Regions from separate parts of the Homo sapiens genome. Here region 1 is linked to region 2. Evidence: read pairs that join two places in POLR2A ChIA-PET (ENCODE). Cell type or tissue: PC-9. All regions are shown on one strand.

What was found. ChIA-PET counts read pairs that join two places held together with the same protein. Peaks named below come from ENCODE experiments on the same cell type or tissue, not always from the same donor. Only the 100,000 strongest peaks of a DNase experiment are listed, where the experiment ranks them.
Region 1: POLR2A ChIA-PET joins it to region 2 with 7 read pairs; 1 of 35 experiments calls an interaction of 5 or more read pairs at or near these places.

What each region holds. Positions count from the first base shown.
Region 1 is chr13:110,553,614-110,558,613 of GRCh38, reverse strand. All of the region lies in intron 1 of RAB20 (RAB20, member RAS oncogene family), which reads left to right. Among named protein-coding and RNA genes, the nearest start is that of RAB20, 5.6 kb to the left of the region's middle. RefSeq lists enhancers at 174-696, 697-1,220. In PC-9, no CTCF peak of the experiment used is centred here; DNase peaks (open chromatin) are centred at 2,183 and 2,603; H3K4me3 peaks cover 1,225 bases; H3K27ac peaks cover 2,561 bases.
Region 2 is chr13:109,850,258-109,855,257 of GRCh38, reverse strand. No RefSeq gene overlaps it. Among named protein-coding and RNA genes, the nearest start is that of IRS2, 66 kb to the right of the region's middle. In PC-9, no CTCF peak of the experiment used is centred here; a DNase peak (open chromatin) is centred at 2,307.

The sequences.
Region 1 (5,000 bases), 700 kb before region 2:
GGTCAGGAGTTCAAGACCAGCCTGGTTAATGTGGTGAACCCGTGTCTACTAAAAATACAAAAATTAGCTGGGTGTGGTGGCTGGCGCCTGTAATCCTAGCTACTTGGGAGGCTGTGGCAGGAGAATCGCTTGAACCCTGGAGGCGGAGGTTGCAGTGAGCCAAGATTGCGCCATTGCACTCCAGCCTGGGTGACAAGAGTAAGACTCTGTCTCAAAAAAAAAAAAAAAAAAAAGTGGGAAGACAGCAGAAGTTAAGTGGGATTTAGACCTTGGTTCATCCAACTCCAACTCACCTTGTCTCATTATGCCCTTTTAGGGGGCACTTGCCACTCCCAGCCCTTGTCTAATTGGGCACACAGATGTGGAGTGGTTGCTGTGCATGGGTGGGTACATCCAGGAAGCAAAAGGAGGTTGCCCAGCGAGGAGGCAGAGCCCTAGAAGACGTACTGCTGTGCTCCTCTGTGTTGCCCGGTTGCTCAGGACAGCCTAAAGTGGTGTTGCCTGTTGTTGGCAAATATAAACTGAGGCTCCCCGGTGCCGGGCACTGTTTGGGCCCTCGTTCTACAGCAGTGAGCAGGCCGGCTGGCCGCTGCCCCGCAGGCCCTGGATTCCAGAGGAGGGGGAAAGGCAGGCAAGAAGTGAATGGTACAGCTTCACATCTGATCGTTGCTCTGAAGAAAATACGACAGGCTGATGAGAAAGCGGCTGGTGTGCCCAGCACAGACCTGGTCCCCAGAGCCCTGGAGACAGAATGCTCTCCACATTTGTTTTCCTTCCCTTCTAAAGGCCGTGGCCTGGCGGCCGGGAGGCGGGGGGAGCAGGGGCATTACCTGACTCACGTTTGCATCCCCAGCACCTGGCCCTTGAAGAGCCAGCTTGGAAGGCGGCGGGGAGCCCAGACTTGCGCCACTTCCCTGTGCCGGCATCCAGCTCCAGCTGCGTCTCTGGGGACTGGGTGTTGGAGAGAGTGAGTGCATTTTGCATGTGGAATGGATGCACGTCTGTGGGAGCCTGAAGCCAGGCTGTGACAGACAGAATAGTGGCCACCGCAAAGATGAGACATCTTGGTCTCTTGAGAGTCCTCTGGCCTTTGGGTCCTTCTGAGGCACCAGCAGAAGGTTATGTGGCCACACCAGGGCCTCCTCTCCAGCACAGGCGTTCCGGATGGTGGGCCTCCTAGTGTGAGCCTCCCAGCAATCTGCCTGACTGAGGACTTCCCACATCACCAAGTCCTGCTCCTCTTTGTTCGACAATTCTTCCCTCATCCTATCTGTTCTTCCTCATCTTAATATAAACAGCAAGAAAAATCCACACCTTCAACACTTTGCTTGGAAATCTCCTCAGCTACATATCCAACTTCATCACACAGTGATGCTTCCCTCACAGCTGTGGGGCACGACTCAGCTGAGCTCTCTGGCACCACATCCTCCCTCCTCCAGCTTCTGATAACACAGTCCTCATTCAGACCCCAGGCTTCCACCTGTAATTGGCTCCTTCTGGTGGAGGTGTTCACTACGAGGATGCAGGTTTTCTCTGCTATGCTTCTCGCTTCCTTCTGATTCCTCACCAGCAGGGCTGTTCATGTGCACCTTCCTGCCAACCATCTGTTTAGGCCAATCCGGGCTGCCCTCTCATGATCCTCAGATCCTCCCAGATCTGCCATTGCCCAGTTCTAAAGCCACTTCCATATTCGTGACAGCCTCTCTCTGCTCCCAGTTCCAAAGTCTGTGTCAGTTTCCTATTGCTGCTATAACAAATTAGTTACTTAAAACAACACAAATTTGCTGGGCATGGTAGCTCCTGCCTGTAATCCCAGCATTTTAGGAGGCTGAAGTGAAAGGATCACCTGAACCTAGGAGTTCAAGACCAGCCTGGGCAACACAGGGAGACGGTTTCTACAAAGAATAAAGAAGTTAGCCAGGTGTAGTGGTGCGCACCTGTAGTCCCAGCTACTTGGGAGGCTGAGGTAAGAGGATTTCTTGAGCCTGGGAGGTTGAGGCTGCAGTGAGCCATGATCATACCACTGCACTCCAGCCTGGGCAACAGAGTAAGACCCTGTCTCAAATGAATAAATAAATAAAAATTAAAACCATAGATATATTGTCTTTAAGTAGTCTGGAGGTCAGAAGTCCCAAATGAGTCTCTCACTGGGCTAAAGTCAAAGCTTGCAGGATTGCATTCCTTTCTGGAGGCTGAAGGGAGGAACCTGTTTCTTAGACTTTCCTAGCTTCTGGAGCCTGCCTGATTTCCTGGTTTTATCCTCTCTCCGAAAAGGCAGTCAGGTCAGGTCTGTCCTACACAGCATCCCTCTGAACCAGCCCCTCTGCTTCCCTCTTCTAAGGGTTTAAAGGACCCCTGTGATTTTGTGGGATCCATCCTGGCCCTTGTTTTCAGGGTGGTTGACTGGCAGGCTCAGCGTCCCTCACCCATGTGATGAGGGCACAGGTTCTGGAGATCAGGGCATCTGCCGACCACAGCTGTGGCTGTGGCTGTGTCACCTCCTTTTGCATCAGGCTCCTCCTGTGTAATAAGGGAAGAAAGGGGCACCTGTCTGAGCTTTGTTAGGAGTCAGCCAGTTAACACTGGCAAGGTTCTCAGAACAGTGGCCAGAATGAGGAAGTACCATGTGAGTTTTGCTAAACAAACATTGTCTCCTGGCCTTGGGTGCCTGTCACTGAGGTTACACCAGCAGGCATGTTACAAAGGGAGGAGGGAGGCTCAGCTGGGCCCCTAGCAAACAAGTCTCTAATAAATGGGGAGGCCACGGCGAGAGGAGGGAAGGCTGGGGGCACTCGCGGTGGCCGTGGTAAAGAGTGAGAATAAAAGTCGCCATCTGCCACCCAAGGGCTCAGCAACCTGGGAGACCTGGCCATATTGAATTTCTTCCTTTGCTGTTTGGAGTCGAGCAGGGGGCCGGCTGATGACTGGTTTCACCCGCAGAAGGCACAGGCTGATTCACGTTTGCGCTTCCGTGGCGTCCTCTGCCCAAGCTGCGAGGAAACAGTTCCTCTGTCTGTCTCAACTAGAAGTCTGAGCTTTGGCATGAGCCTTGCAGACCCCAATGTTCTTGGTGCCAGAACCCAAGGACGGGTGGACGGCAAAGATGTGGAAGAGAGATGGGCCCAGCCTCTGGCCTCTTTAGAGGATGCTGATGGCTGAGCCACCTGAGAAGGGATCAGGGTGCAATGGCCCTGGAATCTGTGTGACAAAAGGCAGGACTGAGAAAATGGGGGACTCTGTGGTGTGGAATGGAGAGGACTGGAGCCCCAGTCCCAGGAAGTTTTTGAGTGTTGGAAGGTTGTCACGTGGAAGAGGAATTCAAGCCTCATTTGAGTTCTATTCCGGCGCGTTAGAGTAGTTGGAGGTTTGTGGTGGGAGAGCAGGTGTGGCCTGTGTGTAACAGGACGGGCTGCCTCCGAAACTCGTGCTTCCAACACTTACAGTAATTGCCACTGTATGTGGGTCCCTGCCACGTGCCAGGCTCTGTGCAGGCTCCATACTCCCGGGCTACATCCTTTTCACAAGGCTCCTCCTGGGAGGCGTCAACGTTGCCGTCCTACAGACTGGGAAGCAGCATCTTACAGAGGGGAGGCGGCTCCCACAGTCGCTCCCTGACACGGTGCCAGGGCCGCTCAGCTTCACAGCTTGGTCTTCCTGCCCTTGGGAACCCAAGGTCTGGATGCTGCTTGGCTCAGGACCTAGAGTACGGGTTTCTCAGTGGATCAGGTCCCTCCCTCCCAAGCCGAAATGCAAGGATTTTTCAAGGAAAGGCTCGTGATGGGTTTAGGATCTCAGGTTCTCCAGGCCCTCTCTGGCCTCAGAGGTGCTGTGAACCCAGGCTGGGCTCTGCAGCAAATGAAGATGCTGCTTCGCTCATGCAGGCTCTTTCCTAAGCCCCAGGCAAGATTCTGAGCAATTGGTTTAAGAGCTTTCTCTTTACCTGAACAACTGCAGTGCAGCCCAGGAGAGGATGCTGGAGTTTCTGGTTATGAAATCTTGGGCCTGGAGGAGGGAGAATGTAAGTGCTCGTTCCCGTGAAGTTAGCTAAGAGATTGGCCTGCATGCTGTGAACTGCTGTCTGTCTGAGGCAGAGCCCAGGTGGCTTTTGTGAAGGACAAAGGTGGCTTGTGGGTGAAGGTGCCGAATGAGAGGGAGAGTTCAGCTCAGAGGACCGCGAGCCCCCACCTCTCTCCTTCCAGTCCACACACAAACCTCAGCCCCCAGCCACATGACAGCTGCTCCTAACGGAATGGGGTGGAGGCTGTGTCATATGTGTTGCTGCTTCAGGTTGGAATTGTGATGATGCTGTGGGTGGGCCTGGAGAGCAGCTCTCTTTGGCAGGGACCCCATGGCTGGCTGACATTCGGCACTTTTGACTTGTGTGAGGACTGCACATTTTTTAAAAGCCTTGAGAGATTGGTGCAAAAGTGAATGCACAGCCTGCAAAACACGTGGAGCCAGGGGGATTTTATTTATTTATATAATTATTTAATTTTTTTGAGACAAGGTCTTGGTCTGTTGTCCAGGCTGGAGTGCAGTGGGGTAACCACAGCTCACTGTAACTTCAAACTCCCAGGCTCAAGCAATCCTCCCACCTCAGCCTCCTGAGTAGCTGGGACCACAGGTGTGCACCCTTATTTAAAAAAACAATTTTTGTTTTTGTAGAGACGGGGTCTTGCTACATTGCCCAAGCTGGCCTTGAACTCCTGGGCTAAAGTGATCTTCCTACCTTGGCCTCCCAAAGTGCTGGCATTACAGGCATGAGCCACTGCGCCCAGCCAGGAGTCAGATTTTAGCTGGCTTTCCTATTACATTAGTTTCTATTTTAGCCTCAGTCGGGAGAGGCTTCTGAGTGGTTTTTGAGGCCTTAATATGGTGACCCTCAGCCTGACAATTAGTGTTTGTGTGACTGGAGACCATTTGGTCAATCACATGGTCTTTCTACAGATCTGGGGCCTGACGCAGGCCTGCTGCTGGTTGTTGTAAATAAAGTTTTATTG
Region 2 (5,000 bases):
CTTTTCTTATGCTTGGATTAATTTTTTAAAAATATTTTATTTCCATAAGAAGTTATTGTGGAAAAGGTGGTGTTTCGTTGCATGTGTAAGTTCTTCAGTGGTGATTTGTGAGATTTTGGTGCACCCGTCACCTGAGCAGTATACCCGGCACCCAATTTGTAATATTTTATCCCTTATCCCCTTCCCGCTCTTTCCCCCTGAGTTCCCAAAGTCCATTGTCTCATTCTTACGCCTTTGCATCCTCATAGCTTAGCTCCCACTTATGAGTGAGAACATACGATATTTGGTTTTCCATTCCTGAGTTACTTCACTTAGAATGATAGGCTCCAATCTCATCCAGGTCACTGCAAATGCCATTAATTCATTCCTTTTTATGGCTAAATAGTATTCCATCACATACACATACTACAGTTTCTTTATCCACTCATTGATTGATGGGCATTTGGGTTGGTTCCACGTTTTTGCAGTTGTGAATTGTGCTGCTATAAACATGCCTGTGCAAGTATCTTCTTTTGTATAATGACTTCTTTTCCTCTGGGTAGATACCCAGTAGTGAAGTTGCTGGATCAAATGGTAGTTCTACTTTTAGTTCTTTATGCAAATTCCAACCTGTGGATGAGTGCTAGGGATCCACTCTCAAACCAACAAGCCAAGCTCCCTCCAGGACTCAATGCCACAAAGAGGAGAAGCTGGTGGGAAGAGAATACAAAAGAGCAGGATAGAGATGGTAGGGAGGAGAGAGAAGGGGGGAGAGGGAGGGACAGGGATCCTGGGTGGGTGAACAAGGACCAGCCCCACACTTAATGGTTTCAGGAAAACAACTCCAGAGAGAGGTCCAGAGCCTGGAGCTGAAAACACTCTTTAGACTCATCTCTCCCTCCTAAAAATTCAGGAAAGTGAATCTCAGGTAAAAATGAGTAACAGAAAAGGGTTGCAGAAGTCCATATAAAGTCACTCCAAGGAAAGGAATAAGGAACAAAATATTGTTCCTGCAGATAATGAGATTACACCTGCAGGATAAGTCCACAAAGCAGATAAAAACTGAAACCACAGTGTTTCAAAATGATCTAAAATAAATTAGAGATTAATAGAAGATATTAAAGATCAACATAAGTCAGGAATAAAGTTGACAGAATTCAGGAAAGGGTTGAAACTTTTTTAAAAAATTTAGAAATGAGATCTAAATTACAAGAAACACATACCTTTATAGAATATTAAAAGGAGGAAACTTTTAGAAATCAAAAGGAAAAAATTCAATAAAAGTGGAAAAACCTAGATGATGGGGAAAGAAGTGTCACAATACGTACAGTAGAATTTCCCAAATAAGAAACAGTAATGACTGAACTTTGTAACTCAATCAACCTTTCCTGAAATAAAAAGAAAGACTTAAACTATCTGTTGAAATGGACCACCACAGTCCTGAGCATATGGAGTCAGCACACCAACATCTAAAATTCCCAGAAAATTATTGATTTTGCTTAAAAAAAGAGGAAAAATCATTTGAATCTCTAGGCAGAGATTAGTCAACTCATAAAGAAGAGAAAATCAGATTTGCTTCAGAGTTTTTGACAACAATGTTTAGTAATATTTATATTTATGATGCCCAAAGGAGACAATATGGGAGCCAAAGATTTTGTATTTCACCCGTCAGCCTAAATAACAGAGCGGCTCTCTAGAAGAAAATGATGTTTATTCAGGAACAAGCATTGCAATGGGAATGTGCGTGCCATAGGAAACCAGGTGCATATTCATAGAGGTAGAGGAAGACAAAGGTAGGACATTTTGTAGGAAAATGCGGAGGATCACATGATTGTTTTGAAAGGATCAGTAACAAGGATGGTGCAGTCCGGGGCAGACAGGCAGTTGCTGGGTGGATGTCCTGGAAGAAGGATTTTGTGTAAGTAGGGTTGCAATGGTCTTTGTGCAAAGCTGTGGTTTTTGCAGCCTTTTGTGACAGTTCTTGTTGTCAGGCATGTGTGCATGAGAATTCTTTCTTCACAGCCTGCCCCAGCTCCAGTTGTCAGGGTTTTTAACACAAATGACTCCATTTCGATTCTGACAACTTTCACACAGCAAATGACTGTCAAATATAAAAGTCGCAAATAGATATAAATGTGTAGAAACTCAGGGAACGTTGTTATCATTAGCCCTCTCTGAGGAGTGTTCTAGAGTAAGAGCTTCAAACAACCAAAATCAACATAAGGACAGGTGATGAAAAACATCTGAGTAGTCACAAGGTAAAATTCCACGGCGTCATGGAAGACACGTCCTTCACTGCTCGCCAGCCAGAAATGTCAGCCACAGAAGGTCCCTGCCAGGCAACGCCCAAAACATACTTAGAAGACAATGACTACAAATATGTAGTCACAAGGGTCATAACCACCTAGATTATCAAGATAATAGTCTTCTATTTTCAAAAAGGCAAGAGGAAGCTGGGTGCAGTGGCTCATGCCTGTAATCCCAGCACTTTGGGAGGCCAAGGCTGGTGGATCATTTGAGGTCAGGAGTTCGAGACCAGCCTGACCAACATGGCGAAACCCTGTCTCTACTATAAGGACAAAAATAATTAGCCGGGCATGGTAGCAGGTGCCTGCAGTCTCGGCTACTTGGGAGGCTGAGGTAGAAGAATCACTTGAACTCAGGAGGTGGAGGTTGCAGTGAGCCAAGATCGTGCCACTGCACTCCAGCCTGGTGACAGAGCAAGACGCTGTTTCAAATAAGTAAAATAGATAAGTAAATAAATAAATAAATAAAAAGGCAAGAGGAAATGGTGGCCTTTTGTTGATACACAGTGAAATCATAGTTAGAAATGTTTCATCTTCTGGGTAAAGAATGTGCCACATACATTACTATTTCCACTACTGCCTTACTTCTGCATATTTAAAACACAGTTTGCAAATGGTTACTAGAAATGATTCCATTCTTCTATGTATCTTTTTGGCACTTTGCAAAATTTCCCACCCTGAACACTTATTAGTTGTATATACCCCCAAAAGTTTTAATAAGGGGAAAATGTTTAAAGCTAACAAATAGTCACCTAAAATAAAGAGTCCATTTATTTTATTTTATTTATTTTTTTTTTTGAGACAGAGTTTTGCTCTTTGTTGCCCAGGCTCAAGTGCAGTGGAGCAATCTCAGCTCACTGTAACCTCTGCCTCCGGGGTTCAAGCAATTCTCATGTCTCAGCCTCCCGAGTAGCTGGGATTACAGGCTCCCGCCACCAAGCCTGGCTAATTCTTGTATTTTTAGTAGAGACAGGGTTTCACCATATTGGCCAGGCTAGTCTCAAACTCCTGACCTCAGGTGATCCACCCACCTTGGCCTCCCAAAATGCTGAGATTATAGGCATGAGCCACTGCGCCTGGCCTATTTGATTTTTTAAATACTGTTAGTGAAATAACTAGTTAAGGAAACACAGAGCTTGAATAAGTCTACTCTAGCCAGACCCTCACATTAGAAATAAGAAAAGCTACCTCTTTAAGGTGAATATTGTTAAGGTCATCATCCCCTTTTGAGGCAGAATCTGGTCTTTTGTGTAGTCTATTCACAGGAATATTCTCTACACCTTTTTATCTTTTTCCATATCTAATACATGCAAGGGATGAGATATTTAATCAGAAGAAAACAAGTCTGGAGGAAATTCTTTCAGTAGCAGATTTTTAAAATGTAATTAAAACAATGACTGTTGATCAGGAAATCCCTTAGCTTTGGGCAGGTGATCTCAAGTCCTCTGCTAAAACCAACTGCCTCTCTGTTTCAAGACAGTTCTCCCACATACCTTCTTTTCCACCTTGAAATACGTTAAAAGCTTTCCTAACAATAGCTTTTCTCCCCGCTGTCTTTCTGAAGCTGGCAGTCTACCCAGCGGCCACCTTGGTCCGGTCCTGTGCCCCTCCTGGGGGAGTTTTCCTGGTTATTCTTCCTGATACCTGCACATTCCACCTCTCCTCTCCACTGCCTTATTCCTGCTCACTGAGTTATCTTACTCTGTTGTCATTATACATAAAACTAAAACTAAATGAGACAAGGGCACCCCTTAAACTGAGCAGCACCTCAAGTTTCATAGCTGTCTATGTAACTTTCCAAAGTTGAATTCACACTCCTGCTCCTCCAGGCTCCTGCACTTCATGCTTTCTTCCCTTAATTCTTTCTGCTGTGGATGGAGGGGTCTGCTGTCTCCAGATGCCCAGCGGGCTTCCAAATTTTCCAGCTTCCCATTGGATCTCTTGTTCTGTGTCCTGCCCGATGGCACTGTGCTGTTTCTCAGAGCACCTCGCTAAGCAGTTTTTTCCATCAATGATATGGTTTGGCTCTGTGTCCTCACCCAAATCTCACCTTGAATTGTAATAATCCCCACGTGTCTTGGGAGGGACCTGGTGGGAGGTAATTGAATCATGGAGGCAGGTTTTTCCCACGCTGTTCTCGTGATGGTGAATAAATCTCTCTCTCTCTCTCTCTGTATACACACACACACAAACACACACACACACACACACATGCACACAAAGGGGAGCCACCCTGCACATGCTCTCTTGCTCACCACCACGTAAGATGTGCCTTTTCTCTTCCTTTGCCTTCCGCCGTGATTGTGAGGCCTCCACAGCCATGTGGAACTGTGAGTCCATTAAACCTCTTTCCTTTAAAATTACCCAGTCTTGGGTATGTCTTTATTAGCAGCATGAGAACGGACTAATACACATCTCTTCCACTGTTTAATATCCTTCCCATCCACGCTCGTCACCCTGATGCCCTCTAACATCTTCTAGAAGATATAAGCATATATCATCCATATATGTCGATATTCTTTTTAAACATAAAATATGCTTACACTGTTCTGTATCTTAACTCAAAAATAGCCTGGTGTGCCTATGTGTAATTATCTGTAAGATAAATTCAAAAAAATGGATGTTTGATTGTACGTGCTTTCATGACATAGATTTTCAGCACTTTGGAAGGCTGAGGCAGGAGGATCATGAGGTCAGGAGATCGAGACCATCCTA